Linked DNA regions of Mus musculus: region 1 is linked to region 2. A link is a loop called in an ENCODE intact Hi-C map of the cell type or tissue named here. Cell type or tissue: left cerebral cortex. All regions are shown on one strand. Each heading gives the region's core, and the rest is flanking DNA. Links, peaks and the distances in the headings are about the cores only.

What was found. Hi-C counts contacts between places; a loop is a spot of excess contacts. Peaks named below come from ENCODE experiments on the same cell type or tissue, not always from the same donor. Only the 100,000 strongest peaks of a DNase experiment are listed, where the experiment ranks them.
Region 1: a loop joins it to region 2, with 4 times the contacts of the local background. A loop is called at or near these places in 1 of 42 quality-filtered maps.

What each region holds. Positions count from the first base shown.
Region 1 is chr5:66,570,064-66,581,153 of GRCm38, forward strand. The region is part of intron 1 of Apbb2 (amyloid beta (A4) precursor protein-binding, family B, member 2); the gene reads right to left. Among named protein-coding and RNA genes, the nearest start is that of Apbb2, 43 kb to the right of the region's middle. In left cerebral cortex, for the core only: a CTCF peak has its summit at 5,199 (motif pointing right); DNase peaks (open chromatin) are centred at 5,486, 6,475 and 6,814.
Region 2 is chr5:66,672,767-66,681,038 of GRCm38, forward strand. Uchl1 (ubiquitin carboxy-terminal hydrolase L1) reads left to right here and starts at 3,355. Exons shown (of 9, transcript NM_011670.2): 1 at 3,355-3,556; 2 at 3,670-3,681; 3 at 4,178-4,306; 4 at 6,897-7,047. The coding sequence starts at 3,524. It overlaps Uchl1os (ubiquitin carboxy-terminal hydrolase L1, opposite strand), which reads right to left and starts at 3,731. Exons shown (of 5, transcript NR_102714.1): 1 at 3,296-3,731. In left cerebral cortex, for the core only: a CTCF peak has its summit at 5,456; DNase peaks (open chromatin) are centred at 3,376, 3,944, 5,103, 5,406 and 2 more places; H3K4me3 peaks cover 3,891 bases; H3K27ac peaks cover 2,755 bases.

The DNA.
Region 1 (11,090 bases), core at 2,520-7,519, 100 kb before region 2:
GCTATACAGTAAGACCCTGTCTTCACAACAAAGGCAAGGTAGAGCACAAAGAGTATATACTTTAGCTCACAATTCCAGTTTACTGTCCATCCTTGCAGGGAAGTCAAGGCAGTCAGTGGGAACCGTGAAGCAGCCAGTCACATCCACACCAGGAGAACTCAATGCATGCATGCCACCTGTTCGGCTCACTTTCTCCCTCATCCGATTCTGTATTCAAATCCAGGGGATGGTCCTGCCCATTTTCACCGTAGGTCTTTCCAAATCAGATAATATAAATGAGACAGTACCCCTACAAACATGCCTACAGGCCAATCAGATCTAGACAAGCCTTCATTGGGACTCTCTTCCCAGGTGACCCTAGACTGTGTCAAGTTGACAATTAAAACTAATGGACATGACATCAGGGAAACACAAATCAAAACTACTGTGGGATTTTATTTTACAACCATCAGAATGGTTGCATTGCTGATGGTTGCTCCACCTACATAACTCATTGAACATGGATAAGTCCAGCTGGTGCCTACAGAGACTTCACCTCAGCATGCTAGCATCTTTGGTACAGAAAGGTATTCTGCACACTCCCAAAGGTGAAGGGTAAACACCAACCCAGCCACAAAACCACTGATCTACAAAGGTGTCCTGCCTGCAAGACACACTAGGACAATGGTAGCACGAAGCTTGGGAGGTAGCCAATATCAGATTTAACTTAAGGCCCACTCCACAAGCTGGAACCCATACCTGGCACTGCTTAGGTGACCAAGAACCTGAGATTAAATAGCTCAGGGACCTAGAGTAAAACCAAATACCACTGTTCTAAAAAAAAAAAAAAAAAAAAGTAGCAATAAAATGACTCATAACGATATTCTGCTATGCTCATCGGCCAGTCCCTTGCTCAGTCATCCTCAGACAGGCTTTCTCCTGCAGCAGACGGGAGCAAATAAAGAGACACACAGCCAGCCATTATTCAGAAAGTGAGAAAACCTGGACTGCTCACCCCTAAAAAGGATGTCACTATCAAATCCTTCCCCTGAGGGATTACGGAACCCTAAGGAAGAGGAGTCAGAAAGAATGTAAGAACCAGAGAGGGTGAGGGACACCAAGGAAACAAGGCCCTCTAAGTCAACAAGACTGGCACATATGTGAACTCACTGAGACCTGGGCAGCATGTGCAGGCACTGCACAGGTCTGCACCACACAGAGCCCTAGAGCTGAAAGGAGAAGACACATGGACACATGTCCCAATCCCTAACCCAGAAGAAATCTCCAACTGATAACCCCTTGCAAATGAAATTTTAATTTCCTCTAAGGGAGTCTCGCTGTCAAAACCAACTATTCTTACGAAAAGGTTGAATGCCCATACATGCTCAGATATTTGAATGTTTCTTTCCCAGTTTGGGGAGGGTTGGGTGTGGCGACCATTCTCTTTTGGACCACCGTTTAGCACAGACATTTCCGAGATAGGATAACATTCAGTCTGTGGTGTGAGTGTGACTCACCTGTGCAAGACTACCATGAAAAAGAGAAACAAGTGGGGCAGAAAGAGTGATAGATAGATAGATAGATAGATAGGTGATAGACAGACAGACAGATGGTAGATAGGTGATTGATAGGTAGATAGATGATAAACAGATGCAGATGATAGATGGTAAACAGATAGATGAGAGAGATGGTAGATAGATGATTGATAGGTAGATAGAAAGATAGATAGATAGATAGATAGATAGATGATAAACAAATGAACAGATGATGGATAGATAGATAGATGATAAACAAATGAACAGATGATGGATGGATGGATAGATAGATAGATAGATAGATAGATAGATAGATAGATAGATAGATAGAATTTAAATGTTTAATTTGTCCATAAAAAGAGCTCAAAGATAACTTCACAGCCAAAACCCAACATGAAGGAGGAGGAGCAGCAGCAGGATTAGGAGGAGGCAGCCAGGCTAAAAGGAGAAAGAGCCCGCCATCCCCCTACCTCCCCAAACCCCCCCCCCATCCCGCCCAGATTAAATGAATAGAGTCACCTGAGGGCAAGAGCCCACCCACCAAAGAACCCAATTCATGGAACCACAAACTCATTTGGAAAGAGAAAACTAAAGCTCTGAGTGCAAAAGGAGCCTCCAGACTGCAGGACCATGAGCCCAAGGCCTGCATCTCTGGCTGGATCAAGGACTCCCAGATAGGGTTAGGCACCAAGGGAGGTGGAGCTGCTGAGGCACAGCAAAAGCACGTCCCCAGCTGTGCTGGAAATTCACCACGGCATCTTCTTTCACCTGACAGAAGAGAAAGGCAGCCTGGCGAAAGATGCCAAGCTGTCATTTTCTCAATGACGCTTTTTGACTATCAAGCGAGCTCATTTTAGGATACATATTGAAAATCTTCAGATTGCAAGGTGTAACCTTAAGAAAGGAAACGCTTCGCAAATGAACGGCGCTGCTCCTTTTCACAGAGAGAAATCTACACTCATCATTACATCTTCACTGAGCTCTGCTGCCTGAATTTACGGCCCCTCTTTCAAAATCTTGGTGATTACCACTCCAAGGACATTCCGTCCTTTGCGCAAATCATCAGACACTCTGCTAACTGTCTGCGCAACAATTTCAACTGTAGCTGAGATTTCCTTTGCCAACTTGAGGAACTTAAAGTGCTTAAGTCTATAAACTAATAAAGCAAGACAAACTCTCACTAGCCCAAATAGCCCTTGCCCCTGGGGCTATTTTTAAACTCCTAGTCAAAGATTGGATCTGATTTATTTTTTAAAAGTAGAAGTTAGTTTAAAATGAGAGACTAAGATAACCCAATTGTTCCTGGTTTTTTGTTTTTGTTCTTTTCTTTTTTGGGGGGGTTGGTTGGTTGGTTTTTCCTTTTTTTCAAAGTATGTTTAGCTGCCCAAAGTAGAATCCATCTGAGGCACGGGGGAAAGGAAGAGATCAAATGCTAAACTGTCTCAGGAAATAACCGGATAGATTCTTACTGCCCAGGGAATAGACGGAAGAGTCCAAAACTCTGTCCATTCCTTAGCTAAAAGGAAAAGGGGGGTGGGGGGAGCACTTTAAGAGTAAGAAAGTATCTCCAATGAAATGGCCACATCCCAGTTGGCAGCTAGCTACAAAACCCAGCAGGACAGCAGAGATGAGAGAGGCACACTTCTTAGTCTTCACGACATTGGAAAAGGATGGCACACGAAGCAATTGCCTGAGAGTGTGTGGGGGTCCTAATTTATTAAGTTACACATGAACCTTCTGGGGGAGGCAGTGGCTTTCCTCAAAACAAAGAATTCTAAGCCAATCTCTGCCTAGCCCCGCTGCCAGGTTAGCTAGTCCTACAGAGAGACAGCCGCTACAAAGAAACAATGACGATGGTGTTTGAACAACTCATCCACTCCTGCTGAGCCTCATCTGAACATGGGCCTATTGTACCTGTGGGCCACAGATGGGAGCCAGTCTTTGAACTGTTACCAGCTGAATCAAGCACATCTACAAAGAGGGGCCAATTAGAAGTGTCTGCAGCCATCAGGCAGGAATGTCCCTCTAGTCCCGTCCCTCCCCACAGCAAACTCTCACCACTGACCTTGCAAGAGAGTGCCCATGAGGCAAACCATCACCTAGACAAGCCCCAAAGAACCATGTGACCCCAGTGAGAGTCAGGCAAGCTTGTCGATTGTATTATAAGAGATTAAAACTTAGTTTGTCAAATATAAACTAAAAGTATTAAAACTGGAAATCCACTTTTTTTTAGAGGAAAGATCCTCTAAACAAAACCATGACTGTGTAAGATAATCTACTGAAACTGGCTCCTAAGGAGGGTTGGAATCTAGTTTTTAGCACTTCCTTTTGGAGAAAAATTTTTAGAACAACCCGAGGTGAAACTGCTTTAAAATGCCATTTCACGTGGATTGCAACAGATGTCCCTTTCATTGTCCTCAGTGCCCTTTGTTCATTCTCTCCTGTGAGTGTTACTAAATTGAAACCCCAAACAGCCTATGTGTACACAGCACTGAACCCCAAGATGAGCTACCAACTACTGTACCACCCAGCAGTCAGGCTTAAAGAGCAAGAAGTAAACCCACTCACAAGAACAAGGTCATTGGTAGTAGGGTATGTGTTCAAAGTATGCATAAAGGCATTCAAGGGGGATAATCAGTTTTAAATACAACATTTTATTTAGCTGTAATGGAAATTTTAAAACTGTCAAGTGTCATAGTGATTTTTATGACTACACATTTTCAGTGGACATGAACAATTTTTATCTTTTTGCATTATATTGTGCTGCTTTCTATGAAAATTTTTTAATGAAACATAATTTTATCTGTTGTCTCTGAAATTAACTTTAAGACTGGGATTTCATTTTGTGTGCTTTTTATTTGTTTGGTTGTTTTTTTTTTTTCTTGTTAAAAAAAAAAATACATGTTCATGACAGATTGGAAATGAGGAAGATCCACTCGTGGGTTCGGAAGCAGAGACGTGCTCCTAGCAAGCAAGCCGCCCCCTTCCCTAGGGTCGGATGTGCTTGTACCTAAGGTAGATATGTCTCATGGTCTCATAATTCAATTGTATATCAGCACAGTACATTTTAGATAAAGACATAAAATGTTAGTTCAGGAAAATTAAGGCTTCTGAGGGGATTAAGTTGAACACTTGAATGATTTGGAATAACTCAATAAAACTGAACCATGGAAATAATTGACATTATATTCAGTGTGAGGCAGAGAGAGGCAACAAGAACTAAAAAAATCTAGGACTTTCCCATCAAGTAATTGCACAAGTATCTCAAGGTTCTTTTTCTATTGTTCTAGGAGTTGAAGTAGGACTTTGTGTCCTGTGTCCAATGGGCGTCCTACCACTGACACGTATCACCAGTCCTTTTTACTTATATTCTTTTATATTGAGCCAGGGTCCTTGAACTGGCTATGTTGCCCAGGCTGGCCTGGAGCTTACCTTCCTCTGCTTTAGCGTCCCAAGGACCTGGGATTGTTTACATGGTGCTTTGAAACCCCAAACTGAAGGTTAGCAGACTTTGCTTTGTCTTGGTTGTAGTTGTGCAAAAGTCAATATAGAAACCTCCTATCCTACCCGGGCCCTATCTCAGAAATCAGCAGAGGAGATATGAATATAAAATCTTAAAAAAATATACGTATTGTTTGGGTGAGTGTTTGACTGCATGTATCAATACATGCGTGCATATGGCATCTGCAGAGGCCAGAAGAGGGCATCAGGCCCCCTGGAACCGGAGTTCCAGATGGTCGTGGGTGCTCCTCGCCAAGAGCAGCAAGTGCTCTTAACAGCTGAGCCATCTCTCCGGCCCGAATGCGACATTTTTCACATCGCTCCACTTTGAATAAGTGATCGGCTGCTTGTCCTGGCAGTCCCAGACAAAAGTGCTCGTGTCGTAAATACAAAATTCTATATAGAATGTTCCAGAGACTCTGGCTCCCTAGCTCGCCAACTGAGACATAAGTGCTTAGGTGATTAAGACAAAGGCAAAATACAATGTCCGGGGGAGTCACAGCCATCAAGGAAGCAGAAGGAGTCCAAAAGGAGATCCTAACCAAATAAAGACAATTGTTTTCTCTGGTGAGTTGCAAGCTGGTGTCTCTTTCTTAGTAACAGTCTGCCCACAGCCCTCTGTCGTGGAGAATGTACGCGTTAGCAGTTAACAGCATTAAACAAACTGAAGTCAAGTCCTCAGCCGGGTGAACTCGGCCACAAAACAGAAAAACAGCACTTCCCAGGCAAAGCCCAAAGGTCCAAAAACAAAAATGTACTGGAAAAGTAATATACAAAAGGAGGTACCACAAGCCGGGCAGTGGTGGCGCATCCCAGCACTTGGGAGGCAGAGGCAGGCGGATTTCTGAGTTCGAGGCCAGCCTGATCTACAAAGTGAGTTCCAGGACAGCCAGAGCTACACAGAGAAACCCTGTCTTGAAAAACCAAAAAAAAAAAAAAAAAAGGAGGTACCACAAAGCATCTCTTACCATTGCTACTAAAAAAATAAAAATGTCAGTGGAATCCTAAGCCATAAACCAAACTGACCCAAAGTCATGCTTTAGCCTCCGACTGAATTTACATTTTTGTAGACTAGCCACACTGGCCCAGTGTTTAGGATTAAAATTTTTATTTAGTCTTGAGAAAAATAAGTCTAATGGGAAGTGTGCTGAGAGACATTAGCTCATAAAGGCTCATTTCCTAAAACATTCTGAACTGACCAAAACTAAAAAAAAGTACAAGAGAAAACAATGTAACCGAAATGGTTCTCTGTCAATTATACTGCACCTATGCAAATAGAATGAAAAGAATATAACACACACACCACACCACACACACACACACCTGTCCCTTATCCCTGCCCCTCCCCACCCCACTCCCACCCGCTCTCCTGCACACTCAGAAGCAACTAGCTGTGAAGGTCTGAGCAGATGGTACAGACACTGGGCAGATGCTCGGGAGCCGCTATCTGTCCTGGCGCTGGCGCTGGCTCTGCCTGAGGAAGGATGGAAACACCGGGCAATTAGAGAGATCCGGGAGGAGAGAGGAGTCCCTCATCCGAGAGCCAGCTGAAAAGCAAGAATTCCAGCACAGAGAACTCCAGTCTCTGCTATCAGCAGTACCACAGAGAGTTAACACTGCTCTCCTATAGAACTATATTACGTTAAACGGAGATCTAGGCCTAAAGTCTGGATGTATAAGACCTTGCATAGGGTCTCATTTCATTCCTCTTGAGGATCTCAAAACTGCTGTCAGGAAAGCTATCTACCTCCCTGAGTCCCTGTGGACTGGACTTTTCTTTATCAGTTAGCAGTTAACAGCATTCAACAAATTCAAGCAGAGCCCTCAGGGGGTGGAGGCAGCTACAACACAGAGAGAGCATCATCTTTCCAGGCAGAGCCCAAAGGTCAAAAGCAATCCTGTCAGATGCCAACCTCAGAATCACCCATCAACTAGGCAGTAACTGCAAACGCCCCCAAAGTCATCTCTGTAACTATTTTAAAAATAAGAATGAGGAGGAGGAGTCGTCGTCTTTGAATCACAGGACTTTGAGAAGCCTACACCCAGGCTCCTGGGTCTGTGTGACTCTTAATCCTTATGCATTATCTATAATAAAATCTCTACCTCTGCTTCATAAATTGGATAGTTCTGAAATTCTTCTCAGTGTCAAATTCCCTAGAACTTTCTAAGGGAACTCCTTGGGCTTCTTGGAAGTGTCATGAGGAAGCTACACCTTCTTTACCTGTACCCCCAAAATGTTTACATGACAATCATTAGTGCCAGGACCTCATGGAAGGAACTTGCCTCCTTTTGAGGCCCCCAAATATGAAATCGAGGAGTCAGTGCAGGCAAACACTAGACGGGACCCCTGCGCTAGATTAGACTCCCAGCCGACATTGAACTGAAGCTTTGCAGTCAATCAGAGATGTCTGCGGACAATCATGAGATCTGGCCTGTGAGCAGAGCCAAACACCACCTGACACCGCTGAGGGTTAGTTATCCTAGTTACAAAAGTCAGGAAAACACAGAGAGCCACGTAGCCCGTCAGAAAGGAAAAGGAACTTCACTACAAAATCCTTATGTCTTAAAATGGCTTTTCCTGCTGGACATGGTGGGCTCGCCTCTAATTCCAGCACTTGGGAGGTAGAGGGCAGGTGGATCTCTGTAAGTTTAAAGTCAGCCTGCTTTATATAGTGAGTTCCAGGCCAGGCAAGGCTACATAGGGAGAGCCCCTCCCCACCCGCAATTGCAAGAATTAATCCATTAAGATTTATAATTTTTTAAAACTTGGGTTTTTTTGTATACATTTTTTTAATATTTTTATTATTACGTATTTTCCTCAATTACATTTAGAATGCTATCCCAAAAGTCCCTCATACCCTCCCCCCCCCCACTCCCCTACCCACCCATTCCCATTTTTTGGCCCTGGCGTTCCCCTGTACTGGGGCATATAAAGTTTGTGTGTCCAATGGGCCTCTCTTTCCAGTGATGGCCGACTAGGCCATCTTTTGATACATATGCAGCTAGAATCAAGAGCCCCGGGGTACTGGTTTTGAAAGAAGAAGGAGGAGGAGAAGGAGGAGGAGGAGGAGGAGGAGGAGGAGGAGGAGGAGGAGGAGGAGGAGAGCATGCTCAGACAAACGGATTCACCTGGGCATCTTTGTCTTTGCTCTGAGAAGGTTAAATCCTTTGTGTTGGGAGAGAAAGTTGAAGGCTCAGTGAAGAACACACACTAAATCTATGTGTCTGGGCCCAGGCCCAGCCACATAGCATGGGAAGTTTCTGTTTCCTTATCTACAAATTAAGGGCAATGGGGTCTCAGTCTCACATGGGATTCTGTGCATGCCTGACGCAGTGAGCATGTCTCTGGAACACAAAAAAGCTTACATAGAGAAGTATTTGCTGAAATGATGTTCCCTAATGTTCTAAATAAAAACCATGTAAGTATGAAGACTCCCAAAAAGTCATAAAAATGTCAACATTGAACAATTAAACACAAACAAGTTGAACACCCCACCCCTGAAAAAAACCCCAAAATGTACAAATATGGATTCTGCTGCATTTCTTTATCTTGAATTTTTAGATTCAAAAGTATTCAAACAGTAAAGTCCATACAAACATTCCAAAATCTAAAAATCTCAAAAATCTGAAACACTTCTACTCCCTAGCATTTCAGAGAAGGGACAGTGAATATATAAAACATTTAAAAGTCTAAGGCTTTTCTTTTTTAATAACTATGAGAATAATTTCATTTACCTCTTTCCCCAGACTCCAATCCTCCATCTATCTATCCTGATAAATTAGTTTCCCTAAAGTGATTTGTGTTTAAGTCACTCCCTAGAAAAGACATGGGGATTTCCAGGAAAAACTTCAAAGCCCACAGTTGAGCTCTGGGCACACACACACTCACACACACACACACACACACACACGACTACAATGAGCCTCCCCGCCTTGTTGCTCCTCTTGAGGTTCTTAGGAAGGCTTACATGTCTACAGCAGAGTGATTACTAGATTCTATCTATCTTCTCCACTAGACTGACAGCCAGGAGCTCCGGTTGTATTTTACCTGACAGTATTACACCTATCACAGAGAGCGGCCCCTGCATGGGGGCTTCATCTTCTGTCACAGCTCACACAACACCTCAAGATGAGCTTCCCTGTAAAGCCCCAGGGGGAAAGGTGGGGCAGACAGGAAAAACCAACGCCCTAAAGTGAACTTCACTGAGTCACCCAAAGTCATAGTCTTAGGAAGTGGCAAGGAACCAAGTGTGTTAACTCCTAGTCTGGGGTTCCTTCCAGAACTTTCTGATGCCAAAGTTAAATCCAATAAAATATTTAGGCCTCCACCTTGCTCTGTTATCATTTAGCCTCTGTGGCTTTCACTCGTCCTTCTCCCACCTACAGCTCCTCCCTCCTCCTACCCCCTTTCCAAGTTCCCATTTATGAGACAAACATTAAGGACTGTGACTGACAAGAAACCCCACTCCTTCCTCTGGGGGTGCAGTCTTCTGGGGGTATCATATATATTCACCTATTTACATACAAACTTGAATGGAATACAGATTTATATACCATCAATTTATATAACATCATTAAGAATCACAGCAACGGGGGCTGGAGAGATGGCTCAGCAGTTAAGAGCACTGACTGCTCTTCCAGAGATACTGAGTTCAATTCCCAGCAACTACATGGTGGCTTACAACCATCTGTAAATGGGATCTGATACTTTCTTCTGGTGTGTCTGAAGACAGCTACACTATACTTATACATAAAATAAATAAATAGATAAATGTAAAAAAAAAAAATAGAATCACAACATCCATAGACACAAGTATCTCAAGACCCCACTCTACCAAAACACCCTTTGATCCATTGTGGCCATTAAATGGTTAACAAAACACCCTTCGATCCATTGTGGCTATTAAATGGTTAACAGTCCTTTTGGAAGGTGTTGGCTCAAAGCACCGACAAATGAAAATGGAAACAGAGCAATATCTTTGGATTCTAGCACAGAACCACAACTCCAAACACGGCAGCAATAAACCTACAGTAATCTTCATGAAATATACTATTAATTAAATGTTGGTGTGAGGAACGCAATGCAGAATAACTGCCATATCAACCTTCTCTAAAGACAAATCTCCAAAGGCTTTAAACAAGTAAAAACTGAGTCCGTGAATATTTCACATGTCTAGGTTTATTTAAAATTCCCAACTCAGGCATGGTGGCTCATGTCTGCAATCCCAGTACCTGGGAGGCTGAAGCAGGAGAACTTGCAAGATTTCCAGGCCAGCCTGTGTTATGCATAGTAAATTTAGGCCAGCCTGAGCTACAGAATAAAGCCCCATCTCAAGGAAAAAAACAAACAAACAAACAAAAACAAAACATTAAAATAAATTGTTCCATAGGAGATGGCCATGTGGCACACACCTTTAGCCCCAGCCCTGGGAAGGCGAGAAAAGGAAGATTTCTATGACTTCAAAGCCAGTTTGATCTACATAGCAAGTTCCAGGAGAGCCAGAGCTATGTAGTGAGACTTTTTTTTTTTAAATACCATAAGAGTCATATAACGGCACAGAAAAGAACTACAAAGGGTTAAAACAGAGAATATAAAAATGCAGAAACAGGAGAAAGCTATCTTCATAATAGCCATCTTTTAAAGCCCCAGGGAAGGCACACAACACGGTAGTTCACAATGTCAACTCACAGCACCCTTTAATAGAAACAATTCCTACCCTGGGCCCTTTCCTGCCCACACCTACAATTTCCATACTGATTTTGAGAGACCAACCTCGGGTAAGGCAGAGAGAGATGGACAAAATATGTCTCAGAAGGAAGAAAGCTGAAGGATTCGTTGCTTTTAGAATGAGGAGTTCCCATGGGTGCACAGCTGCAAATGGGGTCCCCACTTAACTATCTACTAGAGGATCGCAGTTTTTACACACTGTAGCTACCGAGGGTGTAGGTAGTGCTGTGTGTCTCTGCTTCAGTCTCTAAGAAGGGAGCCCAACCTACTCAAACCATTTCTTCTATACAGTGAACAGACAGATCTGCCCCAGGCCTCGGACTCCCCCTGAGCATCCCTGAAAGAAG
Region 2 (8,272 bases), core at 3,273-8,272:
TATTTATTTATTTATTTCCAGGGACTTGGAAACCTACTGAAGGCGCTGAGCTGAGAACTCACGATGATTAAAATTAAATTGAACTTCTTGCTTCTGCTAGAGACAGCGATTCCATTAACTTTACATTCAAATTATGATGCCTAAAATATTTGAAGCTGGGCACGGTGCCACCCTATCTTTAATCCCACACTTGGAAGGCAGAGGCAGTGCATCTAGGCAAGTTCAAGGCCAGATTGGTCTACATAGTGTATTCCAGGCCAAGCAAAGCAACACAGTAAGACCTGTCTCCAAAACATTCTTTAGTTTTCACTCTTTTTCTCACATACTACTCAAAAAGTCGGGTACTACACTCAATAATTCATGTTTAATTGATTTAAAGTTTTTCCTTATGATTTTTGTGTGCTAAATTTAATCAACTTGTGCCATGGGTATGCAACAGGACCTTGCTAAGTTTCCCAGGCTGGCCTTGAACTTGCTAGGTAGCCCAGGATAACTCTACATTTATGATTCTTTTGATTCAGCCTCTTAAGTGTTAGCATTACCATGTTCATCTTGTATATTTAATTTTAAATAGTTATCAAAATGTTGTAATTTTTTTTCAGTTGTCATTTTTCCAAATTCACAATGTTGTAACTGTAGAATTACCAGGGAAAAAGAATTACTCCACTGACCAATTGCACTGTAATGGACGTGCATGTAATTGACATGTAGAGCTCCGTACACATCCCTGGTATGTATGCTGACATGTCTCACCAAACTGTGTACCCATCACTACACCCCCTACCCACCTCATCTCTTTATTTTAAGCTTGTACCTTTAAATAATCCTGGCGTTTAGATTGCTGGGACTTGGTCGCAGGCGCATTCAGTAACTCAGCGCTAACATCACAGTACAGAACTGTAAAACCAACCATAACCAACCGCCACCTCAGACAGCAAATCCCGCCTGTCCAGCCAGCTTTACTGCCAAAAGAGAAGCTAAGCCCCAGCTGGCAAAGCCCATTCTACGTGCATCGTCCTATTTTCTTCTTCTTCTTCTTCTTCTTCTTCTTCTTCTTCTTCTTCTTCTTCTCCTTCTCCTTCTCCTTCTCCTTCTCCTTCTCCTTCTCCTTCTCCTTCTCCTTCTCCTTTTCTTCTTTTCTTCTTTTCTTCTTTTCTTCTTTTCTTCTTTTCTTCTTTTCTTCTTTTCTTCTTTTCTTCTTCTTCTTCTTCTTCTTCTTCTTCTTCTTCTTCTTCCTCCTCCTCCTCCTCCTCCTCCTCCTCCTGCTCCTCCTCCTTCTTTCCTGCAAGTTATACGCCCTAGAATCTGGCTAAGGTCTGTATGAAGCTTCTTGCCCACAATCTGAGCATTTCCGTTCACTCATCTCCCACGTTTGAAAGATCAGGACAAGATCTGTGTCTTCTCTCTTTGTAAGTAGAGAGTTGTTTAATTTAATGATCCATAGTTCCTAGCATATGGTTATATATATGTGTATATATATATATATATATACATACACACATACATATATACACATACATTCACATATATATGTGCATATATATGTATATAAGTATATATATGTGCATATGTGTTTATATATGTGTATATATATATCTATACACACACACACTTGTTTGTTGAATGAATAACTAAGTACCTTCCACAAAGACTTCTGGTCATGACTTCATACTGCCCTTCCTAGCTCTTCTGGCAATACCCATCCACTGCTGACTTCTGCCTGTCCATCAGCCTTAGCTTAAACGCAACTTCCTTTCATGTCTTTCTAATTCCCTCCGCTGAGTTAGGTGTTCCTTCCACACTATAAGAGCTGCAGGAAAGAAGTTTCAATATTCATTTCTGGAATCACCCAGTTCCCAAGCTCAGTGACCAGTGGGAGTAAATGCTTGCTTGTGCAGTATTTGTGATGAATGGATAAATGAAGAAAACTGGAAATGTAGTATGTCTCTGCCAAAAGACAGACATGCACACAGTCTACCCAGGTGTACTGGGTTATGTGTCCGTCTGTCTTGTATTTTTTTTTTTTATTAACTGCATTGAGATGTAATTTACATAGTATAAAATTCACTCAGAATCTTACTAATGCCTTCTTGCCTCTCACACTTGGTAAGTGAAGGTCATTTTTTTTTCCCTGATGGTGAAACTGGGAAGAAAATTGAAGTAGCACATTGCTGAGTCTAAAACAGAAAATGGACCCTTCCAGCCTCATTTACCAGGTTTTGTCTTCCTGCCTCATTTTCCAGCTGTAGCACCAAGCAAATGAACATCTCTGAACCCTGGATCCTGATGTATAAAATTTCACAAATACAATATTGGACCCTCTCAGGGTGAAATAAGATGGCCTGGTAAAGGATCCAGCTGGAGAGGCAGTGCTGTTAAAACAAGGTTGGTTCCCTCCATCCTATGCCTTGCTTACCTCGGGCTAGCAAAAAGCATGTCTGTTTTTCACCATTTGTTCTGAGCATATTTTTTAAAATACCCAACCTGCCTGCATCCTTAGCTACCTCATTCTGTGATTTAGCATCCCTGACAATTGATACAGATCTGGCCCCTCCTTCTACTCCGCCTTCAGCACAAGCGTTTGCCTTCCATCCTTTGAAATGTGCCTGTTAGAAAGAACACCCCCGCCCCCATCCCTGGAGAACCGCGGGCTCTCCTCCGTTGCTATTCCCTTTCTTCTGCGCCCAAAGTATTGTGGACCAAAATCTTATTATCCCAAACCCCTGTTCTTTGAAAAAAGGTTTCCCCTATTTTTTTTTTAAATGCTTTTTCCTTTAAGCCTCTAGTCTCAAATCATCTATCTTTTCTTTGGTCTGTTTCTAAAGTCCTCCGGCGCCCGTATTCTATGTGTCTCGCATGTACTGCTTCCCAGCGACCCACCGGTTCTTCCCCTGGAGTCACATTACATCAGCTTCACTAATGCACTCCGTATCAGATGTTTTATTCTAGGCAGTCCATTAAAAACCGAGCCTGGACACAGGTTGAATTTAACATGGAGGACAGATTGTCTAAGGTTAAGTACAAACTGTTCCGAGATGGGCGGGGGGGGGGAGGGAGGAAGACCGACAAATATTTATATTCATATTAAACACTACATATACCTGTTGATTTTGTGCTTTTTTTTCTCTCTCTCTCAATGTTTCAGAGACCCTCGAGCTTTGGAGTGATTGAGACGACAGAGGAGGGTTTCCAGAAATTTCGCTCCAAATTGAAAGCTCCCTCAAATAGGCTGCTTCATGCGCTCAAGGAACACCCACCAACAAAACCCATCTCCACAACCACCAGATTAGCTCACCGGCGAGTGAGACTGCAAGGTTTGGGGGCTTGGCTTGTACCATTCTGTGCGGTGCATGGGGGAGTTCGAGCCCTCTTGGCCTTCCTCCTCTGCTTGTTTCTGCTCCCGTCTCCCCTGCTCAGGCTTTCCCAGTGAGCGAGGCCGGCGCTTTATAACAGCAGCCTGGGCGGCTCCACCGGCTGTTTTTTCGGCTCCTCGGGTTTGTGTCTGCAGGTGCCATCCGCGAAGATGCAGCTGAAGCCGATGGAGATTAACCCCGAGGTAAGCATAGCTGCTGGGTCGCTTCGGGAGAAATAAGGCTGACCCTTAGCTACAGCTCGGTAGCTGAATCATTTAGTTTTATTATCATTTTCCTCTTTGCTTTTGGCTTTCAGATGCTGAACAAAGTGAGTGGCGCGGCGCGCAGTCTCTGTCCCTATCCTCCAAGAGCATCGTTGGAGACGCCCAGCCGGCCGCGCCCTGTGCAATGGAGGTGGCTGGGCTGGGGCGCCCAGCTGGGTGTCGTCTCTGCCCTGAGTTATCTAGGGGTTTGGGAGTGACTGAGAGATCGATCACGGGGAGGTGGCGGAGGATGGACCCGGACAGCAACGAGCGCGGGGAGCAGCTCTCGAGGGCGTGGCGACGGCCCGCGGACTCTAGTCCGAGGGCTTCGCGCGAGCCACGTGTGGGCTGAGCTTTGTGCTGTGTCACTGCGCGGCACGCAGGGTGGGACGGCGCGGAGGCTCCTCCCAGACTCGGGTGGGGACCCGTGTGTGTGTGTTTGGTGGGGGGTTGGGGAGTGGGAGGGCCGCACGAGGGATGCTCGTGCTGGCCCCGCCCCCTAGCAGGTGCCCATTATTTGTCTGGCTTTTTCGGTCTGGCTGCCCTGTCTTTTTCTTGCAGGTGTTGGCCAAGCTGGGGGTCGCCGGCCAGTGGCGCTTCGCCGACGTGCTAGGGCTGGAGGAGGAGACTCTGGGCTCAGTGCCATCCCCTGCCTGCGCCCTGCTGCTCCTGTTTCCCCTCACGGCCCAGGTAGGGAGAGGTCTGTGATGGGCGGGTCTCAGTGGATACGCAGTGTTGTGGAATGAGTTCCTACCTCACGCTGTCCCCTTTTCCTGTAGGGTCCCTGATAAGGATCCCACTTCTTAGGGTGGGAGGTGCTTGCATTTTCATCGGGGCTCTATTGTGATGTCCATTATTGCCTCAATTTGGAAGAGAAGGAGCCCATTGCGTCTAAGTCTTTTTTTCAGTTATCCAAAGAAAGATCTCCAACTTGTTTATTTTGTTTGTTTGTTTACTTATGAGCCTTGCTCCCACTTGCGGATGGCCGGTTTGTTTTTTTTTTTTTTTCCTTTTAAGGGCCGTGAGTGGGTCAGGTCCCTGGTTTGGTTCTGTTGCTCTCTCACCTGACTGTAAACTGATGAGGGCCTGGCTTGCTTAAGTCAAAAGAGCTGTCTCTTCATTTGCCACCTCCATCTGCCTCTCTGGTGGATTCTCCATTCCCCTCCCCCACCCCTCCCAGCAGGCACACTGTTGAACGTTCCTTTTAGAAAGCTGAATCACTGGTGCACAGAGCCGCGGTCTCCACCTCTCTGACCTTGTGGCTGGATGAAGTAGGGCTCCTGTGACACAGTCATAGAGACACTTCTTCATTTTCTGAAACAGTCTTCCATCTTCCACTGGGCAGGGATGCAAATGATTCAGGCTGAGCCATAGAGAAAGACAAAACTGGGGGTTATGCGTTGTCTCGCCGTGTGTGGAGCCCCAGTAAATCACTGCATCGTCTCCCTCCTGTGGGCTCTTAGCTTCCTAATGATTTAAGAGGGGATGACATTGGTAAAACTTGGAGGCATTTGCGTCTCTGCCAGATGGGATGAGGCTAATTAAATACCGTCCTGAGGGCAGGTGTTCTAGAGGCATCCTTGACCTGACCGGAACTAAGCTGTATGGGAAGTTCTAGGCCCTGCTCCTAGCAGATGGTCTCTGATGAGTTCAAACATGGAGTTTGGATGATGTCGGCGACGCGTTTTCCAGTCGGAGCTTTCATTGCTACCACTCCGTGTCAGATTGGCTTCCTTGACTGAACCAAAGTCGGCTCTCGTCCTGCCGTAGAGGTTTCTGGAGCTGCTCTCCAGAGGAACCATGATGACTTGGAGGTTTTGAGCAGAGCTCAGGCAAGGCCTCTGGGAGGCAGTGGTGAGCCCGCTCCCTTGGAACTGGTCTCATTTTGCAGGCTCCAGTGGATTTTTTAAGAGGACATTCCAGTTTGGTTGGGCTACTGTTTTGTCCTTTAGCTGCCGTCTAATCTGCCCCATCTATAGAGTACTTATTCTGCATATGTAATGGGTAAAACACTGAAGAATTCTTTTTGATGAGAAATGAAGCTTATAGTCTGTCCGCAAGCAAGCTAGTTTAGCAGGCATCTCATCCTCACTAGGGTTATGTCGGGAGCTCCGAAGTGAACATCTTAAATCACTTTGGTGGTGATGAGATCCAGGCATGAGCTTAGGCATGAGCTGGGTGGTGGTCTATTTTACAACGATAGCTGATTGATTAGCAGGAAGAGGGGCGAGAACCCTGAACAGTAAGTGGGAAGCAAGAACAGTCGAGCTTCAGTTCATCTCCCAGGACAGTTGTCTTCCTCTCCTATAGCCACAGAGAAAATGCACACTCGCATTCCCAAGTACACTAAACACGGCGGGCTCCTAGAATCGGAACCCAGCTGGCTGATGTGCTGTGTGAGTTTTGCTGGCCGTGGGCAGTGGGCATTTCTAGGGCAGCAGCACCTGCTTTTGATTGGCAACTCCTGACTTCTCAGGTCTTCCAAACTCAGCAGTGAGAGGAATGGACAGTCTCTGGAGTCGCTGAACACTTAATTGACTCTAAAAGAAAGATAAAAGATTTAATGCTCGGAGGAAATCTCTCGTTCATAGAGCAGCCTCCCCAGATAATTGCTAATCTGCCTTCCGGTTAGAACATCCCCTGTATTGCTGGCAAGGATAAACTAGTACCCTGTCTTCTGCAAAATGAAAGTTTAGGTTTTTGTTTGCTTGTTAGTTTTAAACCATAGTCCAATCCTTGTACCAGTTGGTTTTACTTTTCTAAAACAAACCAGGAAGGGAAGTTCTTGGATCTGCTTGCCCCTTCCAAACAGTTAAACCTTGTTGAAAGGCATTGACTTGCACACAAATGGAACCGGTGAAGAATAGCGGAACAGATACCAGCTGGTGCTAACACTGGGTATTGATCAAAGCTTGATTAGAAGCCTCTGAAATGCAGTCATTCTTCTCACTGAAGGGAGAAAGCCCTGAGTACAGCTCTGTTTGCAGATTTCACGACACCCCGCCTCCAGCTAAAGGTTGCCGTGGTGTCTAGACAGCCTTGGGCAGCATCCAAGGCAGTGCCTGCCTGCACTGCAGCATCGGGGTGGAGCCCCACGGCCTGCTTGGGTGTGGGAGGAAGACTCTGGGCATTCAACAGCATCTAGAACCATGGCGCTTACTCATGGTCACACATCCCGCTGTTTATCTCTTTAGAACTGGCTGGACCACCATCTGCTTACTTTAAATGTTCGTTTTGAGATGGAAAAAAACCCAAAACAAATAATTTCTCCCATTCACAGCATGAAAACTTCAGGAAAAAGCAAATTGAGGAACTGAAGGGACAGGAAGTTAGCCCTAAAGTTTACTTCATGAAGCAGACCATCGGAAACTCCTGTGGTACCATCGGGTTGATCCACGCAGTGGCCAACAACCAAGACAAGCTGGAATTTGGTACTTGTGGCTTAATCATTTGGTCATCTGTTATTTTTTTTAATTATTATTGTGGGTACATGCCACGGCATGCCAATGGGGGGTTAGAGTAGAGCTTTGTGGGGTCCTCTCCTTCTGCTTGATAGAGGCTTGGGGGGTCCACTCACCATCTAAGTCACCTGCTATTTAAACTTGAGGCGTGGGGTTCAAAGAAACATGGGGTTTTACAGGGACCATTTATTTCAGCAATGTATAAACACATACACTCAGGTGGGTCAGGACAGGCCCTCACTCTGTGGCTCTAATTTTGGCTGGCCTGGCTGGCCTTGAACTCAAGGCAATCCTCTTGCCTCAGCTTCCTACTGGGACTTAGAGGTGTGTGCCTCCACATCCATCTTTAAAGTAGTTTGAAGCCTGTTAATGAACCCAGATATAGTACCATGAAGGGTGTGTTGCTATTTGTTTTGAGGGAAACTAATTCTCTTAAGAAGTATTGGCCCTCTTTTTTTTCTTTTTTTTTTTTTCTCACAGCTTTATGGGGTTTAAGTGAAAGGAATACTGGAGGGCCAGCTGATGTAAAGATTCATTCATTAATTCGTGTGTGTGTGTGTGTGTATATATATATATATTTTTTTTTATTCATGTGTATACACACACACATATACATACATATATACATATATATGCTCAAAATTCTAAGGAATTAATGGTGATATCCAGAAAGTAGGGATCCTGTCTACAGCGCTTCTGTCTCTCATAATTGACAGAAGGACCAGAAGAGCTGCCAGCTGCTGACACACAAAGGTGTAGCAGCAGCAGCCTGAAACCCTATTAAAGGGAGCCACTGAGAGCAAAAGCAGGTGGAGGGCCTCATCCTCCCGCCAGTGGAACCTGAACGGGATGTAGGAGAGCGAGGTCTGAGCCCTTACGTCTGTGAAAGGCACAAGAGCCAGCAAGGAAGGTTACAGTCACATAGCAGTTATGTGCGATTCAGGCCAAGGATCAGCAGTTTCTCCCGAAGCCAGACTATAAACCTTTCAGGCTTGGAGAGCTATGTGGGCTCTGACTCTGTAGCTGAAACCTGGCCATAGCTATGCTGGAAGCCCATGGGGTCCCATGAAAACTTTATTTGTAGAAAGAAGTAATAGTAACTTGTCTTCTGATTTTGAGTGGCTGCAAATGGCTACAAATTGAATATCCTCAGCCTTGTTACTCCTGCAGGTCAAATACAGTCCCAGCTACTCAG